Regions from separate parts of the Homo sapiens genome. Here regions 1, 2 and 3 are each linked to region 4. The links are chromatin contacts, found by Hi-C or POLR2A ChIA-PET in ENCODE. All regions are on one chromosome and are shown on one strand. The core of a region is the stretch at or near the end of the contact, and the rest is flanking DNA. Distances in the headings are between cores, read along the strand shown.

What was found. A loop is a pair of places that touch in the nucleus more often than their neighbours do. ChIA-PET counts read pairs that join two places held with the same protein, here RNA polymerase II (POLR2A). Pooled maps may share reads with other maps.
Region 1: a map of GM12878 shows a loop between it and region 4 (2.2-fold over the local background). The contact joins two enhancer-like sites. A Hi-C loop is called at or near these places in 1 of 168 maps with a recorded cell type or tissue (GM12878), 12 of 37 single-sample maps with no recorded cell type and 5 of 50 pooled maps.
Region 2: a pooled map shows a loop between it and region 4 (6-fold over the local background). The contact joins the promoter of FAM24B here to the enhancer-like site in region 4. A Hi-C loop is called at or near these places in 6 of 37 single-sample maps with no recorded cell type and 5 of 50 pooled maps.
Region 3: a pooled map shows a loop between it and region 4 (6-fold over the local background). The contact joins two enhancer-like sites. A Hi-C loop is called at or near these places in 5 of 37 single-sample maps with no recorded cell type and 4 of 50 pooled maps. POLR2A ChIA-PET finds 5 or more read pairs at or near these places in 1 of 52 experiments (OCI-LY7).

The regions. Positions count from the first base shown.
Region 1 is chr10:124,283,232-124,288,959 of GRCh38, reverse strand. No RefSeq gene overlaps it. Among named protein-coding and RNA genes, the nearest start is that of OAT, 130 kb to the left of the region's middle. Within about 2 kb of position 3,284, at least 4 of the 41 ENCODE cell types and tissues checked have a DNase peak (open chromatin) inside an H3K27ac peak, as active enhancers do; they include GM12878, where a contact is called at or near this core.
Region 2 is chr10:122,877,740-122,883,007 of GRCh38, reverse strand. FAM24B (family with sequence similarity 24 member B) reads left to right here and starts at 3,427. Exons shown (of 4, transcript NM_152644.3): 1 at 3,427-3,523. FAM24B-CUZD1 (FAM24B-CUZD1 readthrough) reads left to right here and starts at 3,367. Exons shown (of 11, transcript NR_037915.1): 1 at 3,367-3,523. It also overlaps the pseudogene C10orf88B.
Region 3 is chr10:124,154,494-124,159,782 of GRCh38, reverse strand. No RefSeq gene overlaps it. Among named protein-coding and RNA genes, the nearest start is that of CHST15, 64 kb to the right of the region's middle. Within about 2 kb of position 3,884, at least 14 of the 41 ENCODE cell types and tissues checked have a DNase peak (open chromatin) inside an H3K27ac peak, as active enhancers do.
Region 4 is chr10:123,389,337-123,394,746 of GRCh38, reverse strand. All of the region lies in intron 6 of LINC02641 (long intergenic non-protein coding RNA 2641), which reads right to left. Among named protein-coding and RNA genes, the nearest start is that of LINC02641, 44 kb to the right of the region's middle. RefSeq lists enhancers at 1,783-1,892, 1,993-2,252, 2,403-2,782. Within about 2 kb of position 2,471, at least 2 of the 41 ENCODE cell types and tissues checked have a DNase peak (open chromatin) inside an H3K27ac peak, as active enhancers do; they include GM12878, where a contact is called at or near this core.

The sequences.
Region 1 (5,728 bases), core at 2,035-4,534, 890 kb before region 4:
CCATCAGGCTTTATTGACACACACAGGAGCAGGGCTGCTTTTGGCCTGTGAGCTGCAGTTTGCTGGCCCTGATGGGAACCATCATCTTTCTCCCTTTCCTCCCCCCGCTCCTCTTCCCTCCCTCAATGTTTTATGGAGGCCAGTGATGTGCTAAGAGCATGTTTGTGTGCAGCCACTTGTTCTCAAGTCAAGGTGCTTATATTTCACGCGCAGGATCCATTCTTTAAGTCACTGTGTCATTCACAACTTGAATAATTCAAGACCTATTTCCCGCAGCACAGACAAAGGACAGGGCATGATTATTCACCAGCTTCGTGGTGCTGACACAGGCAGGACAGCAAGCCCCGATCACAGCTTATTCAGCCAGCAGGTTGGCAATTACACGATTCTTGCTATGTTTTGAACGTTTTAAGAGGGGAGATTTGCATTGTTTAGTATTTTGTGCACAGGGAGGTTTCCTTGATATTTTTGTTTTTTAAATTTTAAATGTTTATGTATTTTCATTTTTGAGACAGGGTTTTGCTCTGCCACCCAGACTGCAGTGCAGTGCTGTCATAGCTCTCTGCAGCCTCGACTTCCTGGGCTCAAGCAATCCTCCTGCCTCAGCCTCCCAAGTAGCTGGGATCATAGGCATGCACTACCACACTCAGCTAATTTTTTAAATTTTTTATGTAGAGATGAGGTCTCCTTATGTTGCCCATGCTTGTCTGGAACTCCTGGGCTCAAACGATCCTCCTGTCTCCGCCTCCCAAAATGTTGGGATTACAGGTGTGAGCCACTGCGCCCAGCCTCTTGACATTTTTAAGCCACATTTTCTCAAAAATTTAAATCACTTGGAGTGTACCACACACCTATTATTAGCACCCTGAGGGCTGTGGGTCCCATGGCACCCACTTTGGGAACCATCGGTGTGGCCTTTCACAGTGCCAGAGTGCTTCGACGGGGCAGCCGCTGCTAAATCAGACCCCTGCACCTGGAATCTCCCAGTTGAGCAAGGCCTGAGTGCTGGGCCCAGAGCTGGGTAAGCCCTTGCACTGGTGGCTGCAGTGGGGAATGGCCTCCTCTTTCCTGCTCTTCTCCAGCCTTCAGCCCATGCGTCCCAGGAAGCCTCGGTGGGGTCCTGCAGCAGGGTGCTTCCGGGCCTGGGGACCTTCGAGCTAATCTTTGACATTGAAGGGCTTGGTGGGGCTGGTTCTCCTCGCATTTTTATCACTACTGAGTCAAGTGCCTTGGAAAAGATTAAAGAAAGTTCCACCCTTGGCTTTTACTTAATTTCCTTTTGTTCACATCTGCCAACAACTAAAGCAAAGAGGAATTGCCTTCTTGAAGGTGCTCTGGTCCTCAGTTCAGATGCCCACAGAGCTGTCCAGGAGCGCGGGCACCTGGTGACAGGAGACCTCTTAAAACACATCGATGGAGCCCTAATGTGTGCAAGGCCCGGGCCAGGCCCCCCACACCTCCCGTCTTTCAGTCTTTATTGCGATTCACTAGCAAGGCTTTGTTGTTCTACTTCTCAGATGAGGATGCTGATGCCGAGTCCAGTGGCTTACTTTCCCAAGGCCACATGGCCAGTGAGTACCAGAATCAGGGAGGAATTTAGACCTCATGGCTATAAAGCCACACTCCTTCCTGGTTCCTTCTGAGACCAGGGCATGTTAGTGGCATCCTGCCAACCTCTCTGTGAATTTAGGTCTCTCAGAATCTCCTTGTAGTAATAATAATTGTTCCGTCCGGCCCTGCCTGGCAGGATTCTAAGCACTTCCATTTCAGAGGAAACGCTGATGTTTCTGCCTGCCCAAGTTGCTATCATCTATTCTTTGGGAATGGCCCCTTAATACTCCCTTGAAGAAAGCACCCTCTTTTCCTCTGAGTGGGGTTGTGTGGTTGACTCCATCTCCTCTACCTCCCTCAAATCATACAGATTGGTTCAGGAATAGGGATGTGGCCCAGCCCAACCAGTGAGACCCAGCCTTGGAAGTTTTGCTGGAAAGAGTTGCTGTTGCTTTGTGGGGGCTGCCAGGCTGGTAGAAGCTAGAATGCTGGGGAGCATGTTTTCCACCTGCTGGAGGATGTCTTCTCGAGAATAGAGCTGACCTAGGGGGAAAGCAGAGTGAGGTGGAGGGAGGTGAGCTCTACCCATCACTGGAACACCTGGATCCAGCTGAGCCTGAAGTAGGATCATGGACTTTTCAGCTTCATGAAACAATGTATTTTCTTTTATGTTTGAGGCTGCTGGTTTGGGTTTCTATCTCTTCTGTCCAGTCATTCAGTCTCCACTGAGAGGCCCCATAGCATGGTGGTTAGGGAAGATCTCAGAACCATGGCCAACTCTGCTACTTACTACCTGTGTGACATTTGGCAAGTTATTCCATCTCTCTGTGCCTCGGTTTTGCAGATTTGATGCTCAAATCTGTGAGGGGCCACCCCAGGGGCTCCTCCTCCCTCTCTGTTCATGCTCCTGTCCCTGAGCAGAGCCCTTTCCTTTCGCATGCAGTTCCAGGCTCCTGCGAGGCCTCGAGCGGTTTCTCATTCAGACCCGGTCCCCTCATCCCTCCCATGCCCACCTCTAAAGCTCCCAGTGAAAACAGAGCTACCGTTCCCTTCCTGCAGGGCAGGGGCCAGGGCACAGCCACCCCCGCAGTCACTGCTAACCTGTTGGGGTTGGCGATGACTTTCTGTCCCAGCGACAGCAGTTGCATTAAAAAAATGAAAACTCGTTTTTAGCACCAAAGTAGTGCATAGACATAGTTTTCTGTTTTGAAAAGTTCAAACAGCATAAAAGGATGTAAAAATAGAAAATACAAGTTTCTCACCTCCTGGCCACCCCAGTCTTATTCCCCAGAGATAACCACAGCTCGCAGTTCCCTGAGTATTTTTGCCGTGCCTCGGCAAAACCATGTGGCTCTGTTTGCTTCTTTCAACTGAAAATAGCCTTTGGAGAGCCTTCATATGGGCGCTTCCGGCTCTGCTGCACGGCTCGCTTGTGTGTGTGTGTTTTCCTTTAAAAACTGTGGTAAAATATGCATAACAAAAAAATGTATCACCGTAACCGTTTTTAAGTGTACCGTTCAGTAGTGCTAAGTACATTCACATCATTATGCAACCAATTTCCAGAACTTTTTCATCTTGCAAAACTGAAATTTTATAACTGTGAAACAACAATTTCCCCTTCCCACCTCCTCCCAGCCCTGACAGCCATCATTTTACTTTCTGTCTCTATGAATTTGACTACCCTAGAGAGCTCATATATGTGAAACTATAGAGTATTTGTCTTTTTGTGGTTGTCTTATTTCACTCAGTAGAGTGTCTTCAAGGTTCATCCGTGTTGTAGCATGTGTCAGAGCTTTCTTCCTTTTTTTTCTTTTTTTTTTTTTCTTGAGACGGAGTTTCGCTCTTGTTGCCCAGGCTGGAGTGCAATGGCACGATCTTGGCTCACCACAACCTCTGTCTCCTGGGTTCAAGCGATTCTCCTACCTCAGCCTCCCGAGTAGCTGGGATTACAGGCATGTGCTACTATGCCCAGCTAATTTTATATTTTTAGTAGAGACGGGGTTTCTCCATGTTGGTCAGGCTGGTCTCAAGCTCCCAACCTCAGGTGATCTGCCCACCTCAGTCTCCCACAGTGCTGGGATTACAGGCGTGAGCCACTGTGCCTGGTGCTTTCTTCCTTTTTAGGGCAGAATAATATTGTATTGTTTGGATATGCCACCTTTTGTTTATCTGTTCATCTGCGGGCGAACATGTGGGTTGCTCCCTCCTTTTGGCTATTGTGAATAGTGCTGCTATGAACATGGGTGGACAAGTAGCTCTTCTAGACCCTGCTTTCAATTCTTGGGTGTGTACCTAGAAGTGGAATTGCTGGATCATATGGTAGTTCTATTTTTAATTTTTGGAGGCACTGCCGTACTGTTTTCCATAGTGGCCACGCCGCTTTACATTCCCACCAGCAGTGGACAAGGGTTCTAATTCCTCCACATCCTTGCCAACGCTTGTTATTTTCTGGTTTTTGATAGTAGCTATAATGATGGGCGTGAGGTAGTATCTCATGTGGTTTTGGTTTGCATTTCCTAAATGGCTAGTCTTGTTTTGCGTGTGTTTTAAAAGATATAATTATGAATATTTTCAATACACTCAAAAGTAGAGATAGAGCCGCCACCCAGATTCAACAGTTAGTAAGATTTTTGCCCTATTTCCTTTCTCTGTCTCCTGAATGATTTCATAGCAAGCCCCAGACACAAGGTCTCATTGCCGCAGAATCCAATGAGCATTTCTAAAACCCTGGATATCTCCTTACACGCCAGCATCACTATCAGCCTAAGTGTTTCTTTGGTATCACTAATATCTAGTCCATAATCAAATCTCCCTGATTGTTTTGAAAATGCATTGTTTCAGTTTTCATAGGGGCCTTCTAGAAGATCTGTGTCTGAGCCCAAAGACTCTTAACTCCATCAATCTTTCGCGAGACAGGTGGCGGGGAGGTTGGGAGCACAGGACACACAGTCAGATCAGATTTAAATCCTGGTTCTGTTGTTGATTGGCTGCTAGGTGGCCTTGGCAAGGTACTTATCCTTTTGAGCCTCAGTTTGTTAACCTGTGCAATGGAGAGAGCCACGGCATCCATGGCCCAGAGATTAAATGCGATAGCATGTGACATGCTTAGCACTGCCTTGGGCACATAATGAGTGTGCAAGACTTGGGAGCTGCTCCTGTCGTTACTATGACTTCAGTGTAATTTTCACAAAGTCTCACTCCCACAGAGAGTTTTCAGACATCACGGAAGTCCTGCAGGAAGGAGAGCAGAAGGGGCTCCTATGCCTGCGCCCCCATCACAGTGAGTAGAGGGTGCTCCATTGTCCTGGGGTCGGCCTGTGTCTGGGCCCTGTTATTCTCTCTCGAAGACAGAAGCAAGCTGCTGTCCATATGCTCGGCTGCACTGGGCTTAAATAAAAAATGATAAACTCTGCGGCGGGAAGGGGATGGCGTCTTATTTGCAGATCAAATACATTTTGTTAAGATTGGTTTCTGCCATTTCCTCCGCTCTTGATCTGATGGCCTTCTTGGTAATTCAGTAAGTGGTTACTCTGGAGGCTGACAGGCAAATGGGAGCGGGATGGGGAGAGTGGAGCCCGAGGGAGATGGGCACTGTCTGAAATTGATTTATCCTAATTGGGTCCAGAGCCAGCAACCTTTTAGACTGAAAGGGAATCGTGGGTGCTGAGGCTGAAGGTTGCAATAATATTTAGTTTAACCTGAATAATTTTACAAATGGAGAAATGAAGGGTGGGGAGGAGAGAGGGGGTGTCCTGAGGCCCTGCAACCATTTAAAGGTTGAGCAGGGACCAGAGCCCTGGGCAGTCAGACAAGCGCATCCACCTCAGGCCCTGCCTCAGCCGTCCTTATTAGGTGACAGGAGAGAGTGGGCCATGTCCTAACCAGCTGTGTGACATTGGATGCTCTGGGGCTCAGCTTCCCCATCTGCGCAAAGACGAGATGGAGCAAGGAGGGGTCCAGGCAGCTTCTCACATCCTCTGCCTCCCTGCAGGTTAGCCCATTGGTGATAGGACCTTGCCTCTGCAAATTGCCCCCTTACACATGAGCCAAGGTGTACTGGCTTAGAGTTTACCTGGTGCCTTTTGAGTTTTCAGCTTCCTCTGATGGGGCTGTTATGAGGCTTCACAAATGGGACACTAGGTTCTTTGCCAGGTCTGTGTTGCTGATGACCTTGTAC
Region 2 (5,268 bases), core at 2,178-4,677, 510 kb after region 4:
TAGCCTGTATGATCCTGGACAAATGCCAAAACACAAATCAGAATTAACATGAGGGAGGATCATATCAGTGATTTCACATGGTGGTTGGGATTATGTGCTAAAATTTCCAATGAGTAAGTATTTGAAAATATTCATCAGTAACTATTTTTGTAACTTTCATATTCTGCTGCCTCAGAATAAGCTTTAGTAGGCTTGGGATTTTCCTAAATGAAATGACCCTTTGCACTCACATATACTTCCATAGAATAGTTACAAAAAATACTCATCTTCAGAGAGACACACAGAACCATATGTAACCCAAAGACACAGGTCAATTCAGACCCATGGCACCAAAGATGTGACCATCCTTCACAATTAAGAAAACACTGTTAAATTTAAACAGTCGCCTCTCATCCTCTCTCTTATCCCCTTTCTGCTTCTTAATCCTTATAGCCTTTCTCACCACCAAACAAAACACAATTTTATTCAGAGTGTGCTCATTACCTGTCTCATCCCATTTGAATATAAGCAACACAAGGGTAGTTGCTCCATTTTATTACTGCTGCTTCCTAAATGCCTACTACAGTCTGTATCTGGTATCAGTAGGCACTCAAATATTTGTTGAATAAATCACTTTATTTAAATGACTTTGGAAGCGATTAATATATACTACCTAAAACAATGTCTTGGAACAATCTGATCTGTAAGTTTGTTACTTGCCTGCTATAAAAATCATTAACTTTTTCCTTATTCTTTTTATTTTTTTCTCTTTTTTGAGACAGAGTCTCCTTATGCCACCCAGGCTGGTCTCAAACTCCTGGGCTCAAGGGATCACCCTGCCTCGGCCTCCCAAAGTGCTAGGATTACAGGCATGAGCCACCATGCCCGGCCAACTTTTTCCTTAAAGTAAGTCTCACAACCCTGTATAATGTGGAGACAAAAAGAATACAATGCTTTATTTTCTTTAGTCTTCTAATTTACCCATGAGGTAGGTCCAAAGAAATGTAGAGATTTTCCCAAGGTCACTCAGGCAGTAACTAACAGAACTGCATTAATACCTTGGGCTATTTGTAGCTCAGTACTCTTAACTCTGATGACATCACTAAAGTTCACCTCAACAATATTTTTCATATTCAGGGTACCAGTCCAAATAGCTTTTAGGTGCTTTTCTCTGCAACTTCTCTAATTCTTGTCTTTTTAAACATAATGGGGACAAAACGTGGTTTTCTTGGCACCATAGTTTCATATAAAGATAAACAAGGACTAAGTTGGACTAACTGTATGAACAAACCAACAGTACATAAGTATATTATACATACATTTGCAATTGTCAAATTAGTTAAAATTTAGTGATGACCTACCTTTATTTTACAGGCATGAGTGGAGGATGCCAATATTAAGTAATTTTTGTAGAAAATAATTTCGCGTTTACTGAAAATAGAATAAAAATTATTTTTTCACTTATATAAATTATCAGTTTAAACAGCTGCAGTAAAAAAAAATTGTTTCCAGGCCATTACTTAAATCCTGAGATTCAGTTTGCCTGGTAGGGGACAAACAGTTGAGATCCCTTCTCAAGTGACCTGGTCAATAACCCTGTGTCGTGTATTTATTATTTCCAATATGCACAATATGTAAAATAGTTGACGTTTTGATTTATATTAAGGCGCGATTAGTGTAGAATGTTCCTATAAGGGACTAGGGAAAAGATCAAACTATAACACATTGAATATGGACTAAATAGGCTGGTGTGGCACCACCTTGGGCTTGTAGGTTCCTTAAAAAATATGTGATCAAAGTTTCAGACTGACTGTCAAATTAATTTCTGGAAAACAGACCATTGTGAGTTTATGGAGAGAGTCAAGAAGCAGCAATAAGGACTGCACTCTTGCCTGGACACTTTAACTAGTATGACCCTCTCCAGGCTCACCTCTCCTTTATTAGCTCTAAATTTCTGCATTCCTAAAAATGAGGAAGCTGAACTAGATTGCCTAGAAGATGCTTTAATGGTCTAACCTTCTATGCCATAGTAGGTTTTTATCTTCTCTTCTCTAATGTAAACATCAATGTCAGAGAGTCAATCAATATTGCAAAAGGTGAACAGAATAAAGACACCAATTCAGGAGAACACTTTCCCGTGTACAAGTCACACAACTGTCATCCAAGACAGTACAAACATTCTTGCCCCTACTGGTTCCACAGTACTCCTCTCCTAAGTACACTTCCATATTTCTTGCTGAACTTAAAATGCCAATAGAAGCGATTTCTTCACCTCCATCAGGGCCACACCTCAGGTAAAGGAAGCAGGGGTTTTCATCTTGGTTGTTCAATCTTCTCTTCTAAATCACCAGATTCTGGCTGAGAAGAAAACAGGTGAAAACATCACACAGTATAGTTTCTGAACATGGCTCAAAACCCACTTGTTAGGCCATGAGGTTTATTCTAACAAATGCTCAACACAGAATTCATAAGGAAATGGAGGCATCACACATCAGGGCTTCCCCCTCTATTTTTTCCTCAATCATCAACGTTCTACTCAGTCCCCTGCAATTGATTCTCGGATACATTACTGGACACCTACTGTGTGCACAGGAGTAGGAGCAGAACACAATAGAAGACAAAGTGTATCTTTTTCGAAATTAAGTCGACGGCGGTCGTCTATAGCTGGACTTTTTACACAGCCTGTTTTGGTGGAGAGGAGGTGGCTTGTTTGAGGGTAGATGGGCGGACTGACTTTGATAGCAGCCCTGACGACCCGTCACGCCTGACGGGGACGTTTATGAAATTCCAAGTCCTGGTCACCTTCCCCCGCTCATGCCTCGGGGCCTCGGGTACTTCCCGGCCAGACCTACCCCGCCTCCGCCCACCCCGGTCCTCGCCTCCACCTCGCAGCCCCGCTCCCCCGCAGAGACCCGACACCAACTGCTCTCCTGGATCCCGGACTCAGACCCTCACGTTCCCCGAGGAGCGCGGCAGTCGCCGAGCGCAGCGACCCGGTCGCCGGCGGCCCGGCGCACCGTGGCGCAGGTGGCGCCAGAAGCTCCTCCCAGTCGAAGTCGCGGGCGCAGACACGAGCCCGGGTGAGGAGGCTGTGAGTTAGGGCCCCGCCTGCGGCATCCCAGGAAGAGGCAAGCGTGGGGCGGCGGGTGAGGCCCCCGTCCTCGGACCGCGTGTCCACTGCGCCGCCTCCTGCCAGGCCTCTCTTCCAGTGCTTAAGTGTCGGCCAGTGCAGCGCAGAAACGGGCAGGCAGAGCGACTCCCGGCTTACATCATTTCAAATGCCCGCCGCTTCTGGATTTGGTGAGAACCTGCACCAGAGAAACGCATGCGCATAAGCCAACTGGACTCGAGAGGCGTTCAAACTTTGCTCAGGAAGCGCTAAAGAGCGGAGCATGCGCACTGGCAGGCCCTCGCTCAGCCTTTGGAGACCATGCGCAGGCGCGGTGCACTGTGCGCGGGCACCACGGCGGTTTTTCGACGCTGGCGGTGGACGCAGGCAGCATGGACCACGGTTGCTGGGCGGATGGGGAGCGTCTATGGTCAGGTAGGTGTCGTCTCTTCGCTCTACGCGATGTGCAGGACCGACTCCTGACCTCGTTCTTTCCCGAGTGGACGCCAGGGCCTTTTCTGCCTCCACTCCGTCGGGTCTGCAGCATTTGTGGCAGCGAACGCGGCGGAAGCGCTGTCCATTCGGGTTAATTTTACTCCGAACTCTCCCTGCCTCTCTCATACACATTCTCGCGTTAGAGGGGAGTTGAGGTAGATATTGAACGGCGTTAGTGGTGGACGCTGGGCCACACGGGCCTTCCCCAGGTGCCATCTCATTTGATGCTCCCTGATCCTACGGCGTTGCCAGGACTATGCTGGATGCCCTCGTGACAGAAATCAGAAGGTTGAGAAAGATCCCAGGTGTTTGGATGGAGCGGTCGCCTGAGGGAGTTTTCCAGATGCCCCATGGAATAGGAAGTAGATCTTGCCTCTTTCTTCCTTTTGTACTCCAGATGCATTCTAAGTTGTGTACACCAGACTTCCTGTTCTTTATGCCCAGCCCATTGTAGTCATAAGTTAACTTTGATACATGTCATCATAATTGGACAGTCTAAAGGAAAATAGGCTTTTTAGAATTACCTATCTGAAACTTCATGAGCAAGATCAATACTATAAGCTGGATTTTGACTTCCTTAAATAAGGCAGAAAGCCTACAGCATTTTGTCGTCTCCCCTTTCTTTCAATCTCGTATGTTCAGTATTATCACCCAGTCTTGTTTTATTTTTGGTTTTTAAAGAAAAACTTCCCTGTCTTTCTCCATCTCTGCCTCTCTGTTTTGAAATACTAGCTTTCATCGGAACAATTCCAGGAGTTTCTTTACTGGTTGATAGTCATTATCTCCTCACCTGCGTTTCATTTTCTGCACTGCCCTCTAATCTTTTATCAATTGTCCTGATGCTTGATGCTTTCTGACTGAATCACCATCACCATTACTTTTTTTTTTCTTTTGAGATGGAGTTTCAGTCTGTCACCCAGGCTGGAGTACAGTGGTGTGATCTCGGCTCCTGCAACTTCCGCCTCTTGGGTTCAAGCGATTCTCCTGCCTCAGCCTTCTGAGTAGCTGGGACTACAGGCGTGCACCACCAGGCCCAGCTAATTTTTGTATTTTTAGGAGAGACAGGGTTTTGCCATGTTGGCCAGGCTGGTCTCAAACTCCTGGCTTCAAGTGATCCGCCCGCCTCGGCTCCCAAAAGTGCTGGGATTACAAGCGTGAGCCACCGCACCTGGCCACCATTACTTCTTAACAGGCATACAAAGCCCTTTATCCTTGACTTCTGCCTGCCTCCTAGACCCCCCAGCTTTTGTACATGCTTTTCCCTCTACCTAGAATGCCCCTTCTTTTGGATAGGAAAAATCCTGTTCATCATTTAGTGCCAAGCACAGCCCTCCACACTGTGAGAGAATTTGTCAGTAATTTCTCTCTGCTACACTTAGAGTTTTTAGATACTATAATTCTCTTCTGGTATGGAGCTTTACCAAATAATTCTCACATTTGTTTTCCCAACCATCTGTACAGTTGTTGAAAATAGGAATTGTTTTGTGCCTAGTAGAGATTGAGTATAGGTTTGTTGTATGGAATTGATAGAGATAGCAATAGGGGTTGTTTGGGAACTCTATCACAGTATAACAGGAGTAGAAAGAGGTGAAACTGGCAAATTCAATCTTATTTTCAAAGCTGAAAAAACTTTGCAAAAGTTAGTGAGAAAATTATGACAGTGAAAGAGATCTGAGCTAATCCAT
Region 3 (5,289 bases), core at 2,635-5,134, 760 kb before region 4:
GTGGAAGTGGGTGCTGAGTGAGGAAAGCTGTGCTGGTTTTGGGGTCTTTGCATATATACATTGCCATCTCCTTTCTCCCGTTCTGATGCCAATAGCGGCCTTTTAAATGGAAATCAAGCCCACTCAATGACAGGCATCTCCTCCTGGGTTTTGGTACTTCCTTATTCCTGAAAGCACTTCAAGGTCAACTGTTTCCAGATTGAAATTTGGAAACTGACTGGCAGACGCCATCAGAATCCTGATTCTCACTCCCTCTCAGCGTTGACCTTCGTAGGGGCTGGACCACGTTAAGATGCTGGGGCTTCTTCCTGTTCTGCTGCCAGGTGCACGGAGCCCTCATTTGCTTATATATTAAAGGAAGAGGGAAAAAAGCTGCAGGACCATTTTAGAATTTCATATGTAATCAAAATCTGCCTAATTGCATTTTCTCCTGGAGAAAAGAGCATTTCAGGGCTATTGAGTTACCTCCTAGCCTCATTTAAAGGTGGGCTTCATTTCCATAAAGTGTCCCCAACGGGGCTTCCCTGCCTGAGAGACTGAGACACTGTCAGCATTCTTCTTCCAGGAGGGGTGTCTTAGCTTGCCAAGAACCTGCTGGCTTAAATGTCATCAGGTTTACTGAAAATGTCTTTCACCAGGTGCCCAGGGGTGGCTTCTAGAAGGTTAAAGGGTTGTAGGGCTGTTCCCCAAATAGAAGGCAAGATCCTGGAAAGCTAAGGTGGTTCCTTTCTCCCATGTAGACCTACAAGCCTCATGGAAAGAGAGGACTGTGGTTAAACCCAGCTACCAGGGGCAGGATCTGTGTGATGTCTCAGAAAGCAATGGAGTCTGTGCAAAGGGTGACTTTCTAAGGATGTTATTCACGTCCTGTCAGAAAGCCAGGTGGGGCAACCAAATTGTCACCCCAGAAGAAATGAAGGGAACCTGAGAGCAACACCTCCCAGAATAAGCAATGGGGCTGGCCCCTCCTACCACGCAGCCATAGGGCTGGCCCCTCCTACCACGCAGCCATAGGGCTGGCCCCTCCTACCACGCAGCCATAGGGATGGCCCCTCCTACCACGCAGCTGTACACACTTCTGTGCAGTAGCCAGAACAGAACCAAGAGAACCAGATCTACAGAAACCGAGAATGGAGGCCCCAGAGAAAGTTCGAACCTTGTCTAAGTGCAGACACTGAGAATTCTTCGAAATTCTTGTAAAAACCCTAATGCCAGGCAATTATGACTTTGATGCAGGAAGCATGGGGCACAGAAGAGTGCAGCACAGGGCTGGGTGCCCACATCAGAAGCTCACTGCATGTTCATATGCACTGGGGTGGGTGAGGAGGAACATGGCGTCATGCTCCAAGTCTACCTGGGTGGTCACCAGGTGGCTTTGCAGTGATTCAGGCTTGCCAGCTCCACCTCCTACTTGATATGGTTTGGCTTCGTCCCCACCCAAATCTCATCTTGAATTGGAACTCCCGCAATTCCCACGTGTCATGGGAGGAACCCAGAGAGAGGTGATTGAATTATGGGGTGGGTCTTTCCTGTGCTGTTCTCATGATAGCAAATGAGATCTGATGGTTTTAAAAACAGGAGTTTTCCTGCACAAACTCTCTTTTTGCCTGCTGCCATCCATGTAAGATGTGACTTGCTCCTCCTTGCCTTCTGCCATGATTGTGAGGCCTCCCCAGCCATGTGGAACTGTAAGTCCATTAAACCTCTTTCTTTTGTAAATTGCCCAGTCTCAGGTATGTCTTTATCAGCAGCGTGAAAATGGACTAATACACTACTCCAACCTGTGCTGTGAACAGTCACCTCACCCATCCCACCTGTCTCATCCTCATAGTCTTACCTGAAAATGGGGATTATAGCATGCCTGCTAGTTGTTGTGAGCACCAAACTAAATAATGCACATTACATGGGTCTATAGCTCTACCTTGCCTCTATCACATACTAACAAATGCTTCTCTTCCTTACTACTGTCATTGATGATGTTGCTATTTGTAACTAATTCTTTTGCAGGCTCTATAAGGGTCTGGTGAAATAACTCCCTTGGGTGTTATTAAGGAGAAGGATTTTAACCACAGGATCCCTGACCCTGTCCATCTGGACCGTGCAGGTGGCCCTGCCCCACAGGCTGGAGCTCAGGGCTGCTGATCCAGTTGGAACACCAGACAGCCCCAGCCTGTGAGATCTGGGGCATGTTCCTTGACCCCCTCAACTGCAGACATGCTTCGGCCCCTAGTGACTGAGGGTGGCCTCCATGGAGGCTCTTTCTTCACTCTGGGAAGGATGACACTTGGGGCTGTCCTTTCTCACAGCTTGCATGTAAAGCAGTGCAGAGCGCCCCTGCTGCATGTCATATTTGAGCCATAACCGGGAGGCTGGCTCTATTTTAAAAATAGTGTTCACAACTGTGGAATGTCAGGAAGGTCTATAATTTCTCTTGGGTCGAGAGAAGAATGTAGCTTGCAGCAGCATTTGAGGAAAATGCATCTCAAATGCAGAGCTGGAGATGATGTGGTTGTCCAGCCCCTTCTTCCCGCCGCCTGGGTCTCCTGGGTTGGAGAATTGGACACTGTAGGCCCTGGAGGAGTATCCTGGGTGGACTGTACCTGGGCTGAGCTGCCATCGACACTAGGAAGCTCTTTATTAGCACTTCTGAGTCAGGAGCACCAGACTGTTGCCGTGGCAGTGGCTGGGGTGTCAGGGGAGAGGACCTGTCTCATGAGCCGGTGGGGAGGCCTAAATGCACCCCAAATGCTTGGTACAGTCTTGTCACATGGGGGCGCTCAGCAGATGCCCACTCTTACAATGACGAGGAGATCTGGGTCCTTCCCCATTCTGTGTGCCCGGTTATCACTGTCCCTCTTATGGGTCACACCTGAGCTAATTAGGATACCACTGGGTAGGTCCCACACCTGGGCTCTCAGCTGCAGCTGGACCCCAGGAAGAGTGTGGCTGGTCACACAGGGCTGAGGGGAATGTGTGCTTTGGCCATCAGGGTCCAAGGATGCAGCCGTCCGAGGCAGGAAACCCTGAGCCAAAAGGCCACCGCTCCTGCCTGGATGGAACCCAGCCGGTGCCTGGGAGGAGGCGGGGCCAGCAGACAGGCTGGCTGTGAGCCTCCCTGGGCTTCTGCAGCCGGTGCCACTGGGGCTGCCATGTTGTCCCTCATTTCCTCTGCTGTAAGATGCGTAACTGACTCTCGAAGGAATGTGGGTGCACATCACCAGGGGCTGCACTTTTTAATAAAGGGGGCTCCAGCCGAACCCCCTGCAGCTTGGATCGGCTAAACCCTCCGGGAGTCTGTGAATTGGTCCCACAGAGCTGATACCCAGGGACCGAGGGATTTAAATCCTGGCTCCAGCTTTTTCTTCTCATACGGAAATAAAATTGTTGACCAGACGTCTACTCCGGCCATCAAGGCTTTCACACTGCTGAGTAGGAAGTTTGGTTTCTAACCCATATCAAAAATCCCGCAGGAAACAAACGAGGCTTGTGCCAAGGGAGCAGGGCTTCCCTGAGATGAAACTCAGCTGCTCTAAAACGTCCAAGTTGGAGGCGAGAAAACTGGGGCAAAGGTGACAGGGCTGGGGGTGAGGATGCCAGGCCTGGCCGCTGGATTCCCGGGCTTCCTGAGGTGCCCACCCACCCCAGGCATGAGGGCAGCACCAGAGCTGTGCCCTCGCAGGGCCAGCGGGGCACCTGCACGCTTGCCTTCCTCTTCTGATCTGCCTCCTGACCACCCAGGCCCCCTAAAAGCAGAGTAACTGGCCCTTTAGGATCACTCTGGAAAGTTAAAACCTAAGAAGAGAACAAAGAGAGGCAAAGAGCCAGACACTGGTCATGGCCAAGTGACCGCGTAGGTCTGAGAGCTCTGCATTCCACAGGGCTGACCTGCGGCTGGCCTTCCGGGCAGTGGCCTGGCTGCTCGGGGGATGGGCCCTGGTGGGGGTCTCTGGACACCATTCCAGGCTGTAACAGTGGTGTTGGTGCAGGCCCCCAACAAGGGTTGCTCTGGGAGAAAGACTCCTTGCCACTGTGCATGAGGACATCATATGTGGATGTGTGGATGCATATGATCATGCGTGTGTGTGACCGTGGAAGTGAGTGTGCATGTGTGTGTGAGAGCATGGGGGGTATGCATGCATATGTATGTGAGCGTGGGGGTGAGTGCATGTGTGTGTACGCATGGGGGTGTGTGTGTGCATGCATGTGTGTGTGAGCAAGAGGTGAGTGTATATGCATGTGTGTGAGTGGGGTGAGTGTACAAGTGTGCATGCATGTGTGTGAGTGTGGGGGTGAGCGTGCATGTGTGTGAGCGTGGGGGTGAGTGTGCATTCATGTGTGTGAGTGTGGGGGTGAGTGTGCATGCATGTGTGTGAAAGTGGGGGTGAGTGTACATGCATGTGTGTGGGGGTGAGTGCAGGCATTGTGAGTGGGGGTGAGTGTGCATGCATTGTGAGTGTGGGGGTAAGTGTGCATATGTGAGCATGGGGGTGAGCATGTATGTGAGTGTGGGGGTGAGTGTGCATGTGTGTGAGCATGGGGGTGAGTGTGCATGCGTGTGTGAGCATGGGGGTAAGTGCATGCATGTGTGGGGTGAGTGCATGCATGTGTGTGAGCATGGGGATGAGTGTGCATGTGTGAGCATGGGTGTGTGTGAGTGCAGGGGTGTGCATGCGTGTGTGTGAAGGTGAGTGTGCATGCATGTGTGGGGGTGAGTGTACATGTGTGTGAGCATGGAGGTGAGTGAGTGTGGGGGTGAGTGTGCATGCATGTGTGAATGTGGGGGTGAGTGTGCATGCATGTGTGAGCATGGGGGTAAGTGTGAATGTATGTGAGCATGGGGTGAGTGGGGGGTGAGTGTGTATGTGAGTGTGGGGGTGAGTGCATGTATGTGAGCATGTGGGTGAGTGTGCATGTGTGTGGGTGAGTGTGCATGCATGTTTGTGAGTGTGGAGGTGTTTTTGTGTGTGAGCGTGGGGGTGAGTGTGCATGCATGTGAGCATGGGGTGAATGTGCATGTGAGTGTGGGGGGTGAGTGTGCATGTGTGTGGGGTGAGTGTGCATGTGTGTGAGTGGGGTGAGTGTGCATGTGTGAGTGGGGTGAGTGTGCGAGTGTGTGAGTGGGGTGAGTGTGCGAGGGTGTGTGAGCATGAGGGTGAGTGTGCGAGTGTGTGTGAGCATGAGGGTGAGTGTGCATGCATGTGTGTGAGTGTGGGCATGCGTGTGTGGGGGGGTGAATGTGCATGCATGTGTGAGTGTGGGGGTGAGTGTGCATGTGTGTGTGGGGGGAGG
Region 4 (5,410 bases), core at 1,222-3,721:
TGAGCCCCAGCATTGCTTTGTTTGTTTGTTTTGTGTAATTTGGTCTTCTGCATTACTTGCAACACAAAGTACTCTTTTCCTCAAGTAATTAAAAAACACTTGGATTAATATAATGATCTAAGGGGACCCTGCAGAACAACATCATTCCAATTCCTCCTCATTTTTTGGGGGTGGGGAGGTTAGATAATTGTGCATTCATTCATTCAATCATTCATTCATCCAACCTCGTTCCCCAGATGAGGCAGGGAAAGTATGAGAGGATGTGATTCATTCTGTCCAGGAAACAGCACAGCCAAGCAGCCACTCAGCTGAGACTTGAAGGATGAGGGGGAGCTCATTAATCAGGTGATGGCAGAGAGCACCCCACACAGGGACAAGGGAACAGAGACTGCGGGTAGCCAATCTATGGCATGTTGGAGAATTTGTATGGCTAGAGGGCCTTGGTGCATTTGGTAAAATTGACATGATCATATTGCCAACTGCCCTTCCCCCAACAAACTCTTGTTTATCCTTTAAGTCCCAATTCAGGCATCACCTTTTCCAGGAAGCCTTCCTGCCTGTCAGAGTTGGATGCTCCTTTCTCTGTCTGCATAGCCCACACGTTCTGGCACGGGTGGGGAGATGAACTGACCTCTGCTGCTTGAACTATGAGCTTCCACAGGGTGCAGGTTGGGTGGTGTTCTTTCTAGAATCCTTAGCCCTTGGCACAGGACTGAAACAGGCCAAACAAAGCCATCACAGACCCTGAGGGCTTGTCAGGAGGATTACAGGAAGCCAACTTTTTGTAAAGGGTTGCACGGCCACAGTAAATGCACAGTAAATGTCTGCTATGTTCTTACCAAATATTTGTCAAATAAACAAATACATTATGTAATATTTTACCTTTCTTCTTATTAAGAGATATTTCAGAGCCACACTGGATGAGAAGAGGGGGTGGAGGTGGGCATCATTCTCTGCTCCCCTCATCTCTAAACCCATGGAAAGGCCTGGGGTAGTAATTGCAGAGGGGGAAATAATTTTTAAATGTCTCTCTTTTTGTGCTTTTATTGTCAAATGATAGCATTGTTCACAGTTTTTGAAATACTGAAAGCAAGTCTGCACAACTCTTTCTGCAGAAACAATGGGAGCGTGTGTGTGAGTGTGTATAAGCGTGTGTGATCTCTGTTCCTCTGCCATAATGTGTGTGTGTGTGTATGAGTGTGTGTGATTTTTGTTCCTCTACAATAATGGGTGTCTGTATGTGTGAGTGTGTATGAGTGTGTGTGATCTCTGTTCCTCGCAATAATGAGGGTTTGTATGTATGAGTGTGTGTGATCGCTTTTCCTCTACAATAATGGGTGTGTGTGTGTGAGTGTGATCTCTGTCTGTTCCTCTACAATAATGGGGGTGTGTATGTAAGTGTGTCTGAGTGTGTGTGATCTCTGTTCCTCTGCAATAATGGCGGTGTATGTGTGAGTGTATGTGTGTGATTTCTGTTCCTCTGCAATAATGGGGGTGTGTGTGTGAGGGTGTGTGATCTCTGTTCCTCTATAATAATGGGGGTGTGTGTGAGTGTATATGAGTGTGTGTGATCTCTGCTCTTCTACAATAACGTGTGTGTGAGAGAGAGAGATCTCTGTTCCTCTACAATAATGGGGGTGTGTATGTGAGTGTGTATGAGTGTGTGTGATCGCTGTTCCTCTACAATAACTGGGGTGTGTGTGAGTGTGTATGAGTGTGTGTGACTCTGTTCCTCTACAGTAATGGGTGTGTGTCAGTGTGTATGAGTGTGTGTGATCTCTGTCTGTTCCTCTACAATTAAGTGACCAGAAGCAGGTGGCTTCAAAGGTGAATTAATTCTCTGCTGGAAAAATTGGGCTAGAAAAATCTAGTCATTAGGAAACCAGAAAAGCAAGAAATGTAACTTCTGCTCAATGAAAGTGAACTGAATTTCTATTGAGGCCCCCTTTCTCTAAAACTCATTTTCAACTAACTCAGTGCTGTCAGCCAGCCCTGGGGCTGTACTTGGGGCTTACGTGTGGCTAAGATGTCAGGCAGCGGGGTCTGGTCCTTGTTGTCATCTCACTGCATGGCCACAAACATGTTCTCATTCCCTGCTGGTCTCAGTTCCTGAGCCAGTCCTGATGATCCATGGAGACTCCTACCTCGCTCCTGCCTCCCAGCTTAACCAAATGGTCTCTCTCCCTCTCCACCCCACCACCACTCCTACTGTCTCCAACCCCTCTTCGACACCCAGGAGCCATCTGGCTGCTTCTGTACCTCTCTGGGGACTCTCAACTTCCCTGCACTGAGACACCCACACCTGGCTCTTTCTGCCCTATAGCTCTTGCACCGTAATGAGTCAAGGGCAGTACTGAGATTTCACAAGTTCCCAGGCCTTCCCCAGGGGAATTGGAGGTGCGTGTCTCCTCTGCTCTCAGTCCCCAGATCCAGAGAGGGGTCTGCTTCTCCTTCCCTTCCCACAAGCACCAAGGCTCTCTCTTCTTCTCTCACTTCTTCTTTCAATCCCCTCCAAAAGTTATCTAGCCACAGGGCAATAAGAACTGGCTTTGACTGATTTGCATTCTTTCAAATATTTTCCTGTGCTAAGACCTAAGCTGCTGGAAGTCAAAAGCAGATTATTTGTATTTTTGCTCTTCTGCTGCCTATACTAGAAGATGGAAGAAGGAGAGGAGGAAATGCCAGAGAAAGAAGCATGGATAACATCGCAGAATACCACACCCTACCCAGGTGGGAAGACAAGTCCAGGCTCCTCAGGTTTAAGTGGATATCCAGTCCCGTGGTGCTGCCAGACAACTGTCTTGGGTACATCTGGCCACCACGTGCTGGCTAAGATATGGGGGGACCCCTGGGGAGCACTCATACCTGGCTTGCATCTCAGCTGTTCCTTCCTCCCTGCGTGACAGATCAAGCACCTCCCCCCGAACCTTGGCTCCTTACGAGGACTGCTGGGGCCACAGCGATAGCATGAGAAGCAATCAGGGCTTGGGACCCAAAAAGAACCACGGAGACTCCCCAATGGTCCCACATTTATTCTCTTCCACGTGGTCTGGATAGAAAACTAGAGAGAGTGTGGACAGCACTTGCCTCCGCTGAAAAAGTAACTCTCACCCTCTTCCCCCAACTCAGACTGTTCCAGAACAACCAGAGGCGTAGAGCCACACACTCCTCTCAGCCAGCCTGTGAGTGAGGCTGAGTTGCACTAAAGAGATTGTGCAGGCGCCGCCAGCTTCCCAAAGGCAGACTCTTCCCACAGCTGCAAACACTCCTCTAAGAACTCACCCACCCTCGCAGCTTGACCAACGTTCTCTGCAACTTCCTAGAAGATGAAAACATACCCTCCAGCCCTAGCTGTTCTCAGGTTTACTTTCTGACACCCCCTTCCCAGAGAGCTCCCATTCTCCCAGGGGCCTCCCTTTCCAGGGGTCAGCACTTAACCGTTGTCTCCTCCCAACAAAGCCTAAGAGAGGGCTCCCTGACCCGCTGGCCCAAAGGCCTGGGTCCCGGGCCGCTCAGTCCTTCCATTTTGTCTTCCACAGCTGAGCCCACTGTTCCCTAGTGGATCCGCCTTCCAATGCCACCACCTTCCCTTCTACGAAGTCCCAGCCAGGGGATGAACTACAGAGGCAGCCCCTTCCCCATCACCATTACTGTCACTGACTGGCTGTGGGCCTTCATGCTCTTCCGGGTTCTGGTTGGACGGTAGCCAGGGAAAATGCAGGGGGTGGGGTGCCGTGACAGGGAAGTCACCTGCAGCCCAGATCTGCTGCGTCCCAGGGTGTGCACTAGAAAGTGAATTGTTTCTTGTTCTTTTTTTTCTTTGTTATATGCTCTAGGGAATAAAAGGAATTTTCTTCCTTACACCCACCTCACCCCCAGCGGGACCAGACTCTTCCTGTCTGAGATTTCCTCACTCCCTGTGGGGTTCAGGGGGTACAGACACAGGTTTTGGGGGTTTTAATCTCTGGAAAGAAGAGAACTTGTCAGGACCTCCAAGAGACCTCCCTAAACAGAACCTGTTTTTGAATAACCTGAGGGTATTTCTCTAGGTCATCCCTGAGGGCAGGGGAGGGTCAGGCTCTCGGTTTCAAAGATAGGCTGGGGATGGGGGGCCTACCTGGACTGGAACAGGATGCACTTTTGAGGGTCCTGTGAGTGGTGGGCACTGGGACCTCACCTACCTGGGAGGACCCCTGTGGAGACAGTGCCAGGAGCCCCTTGTGGCCTTGCTCGGGATCACAACCTCTGAGAAACCTTCCAGTGGGCTGGGAGAACCTGGGCCAGGAGTTACCGGTGGTGAGTGAATGGCCCTGGCCTGATCTGCCTGAGGCCTCACCTCCCAAGGCCTCACCTGCCCATTCTTGAGTTGCTTACCCCCTGAATCTCAACAAAGTCCCCGGGAAGAGAAGAGTGGCCCTGGGTGACCGCTGGGGGATTCTTGCCAAGTGGTCAAGTTGAAACCAGGTGGGATTTCATGTGGAAACATAAAGAAAGAAAACGTTTCTTTGCATCTCAAGTCTAAGGGTGGATTCATGTTTGGCAAATGTTATCCCACCTCTCCTATGATTCCCATTTTACAGATGAGGAAATTAAGGCTCAAGGAAAGTGAGTAACCCCCAAGTTCACTGAGTACAGTCAAACGCAGCTTTGTCTGACTACAAAGAACATGCTTTTTCAGCCTCCCCACATAGTTAGCAGATATCAGTTAGCACAAAGCTATTTAGTGGCAGGGTCCAGGCCAACATCTGGGACCATGCTGGTTTCAGAAATGGGGCGATTCTCTCTGGAGTCATCCTCTTGGGAACAGACTGGCCCCAGAAGTTCTTCTAGACCTGCAACTGGATGCCCTCAGCTCTCTAAGTCACTGTCCCCCACCTGTGGAGTCGGTACAGTGAGACAGGATTTATCCTTCTCATGAAAATGTTGAGAATGACATGAGAAAATGTGCACAGAAGCACTTTAGAAATTAAAAGTGATTGTGTTAGGCTAATAATGCCCCCACCGAAATATATCTACATCCTCATTCTTGAAACTTGAGACTGTTACCTTATATGGCATTAAAAAGGATGAACCCTTACAGATATGATGTGACTAAATTAAGGATCTTGAGACAGACATTATCTTGGATTATTTGGATGGTCCTTAAACTCAAGCACATGCATCCTCATCTGAGGGGTCAGAGGAAGATTTTATACACAGACACAGAGGAGAAGGAGGTGTGACCACAGAGGCAGAGCCTGGGGTGACATGGCCACAAGCCAAGGACTACCAGCAGCCACCCCAGCTGGAGGAGGTAAGGAATGACTTCTTGCTTGGAACCTCCAGAGAAAGCACAGCTCTGCAGGTACCTTGATTCCAGCCCAGTGATATATGTATTAGTCCATTTTCGCACTGCTAATAAAGGCATACC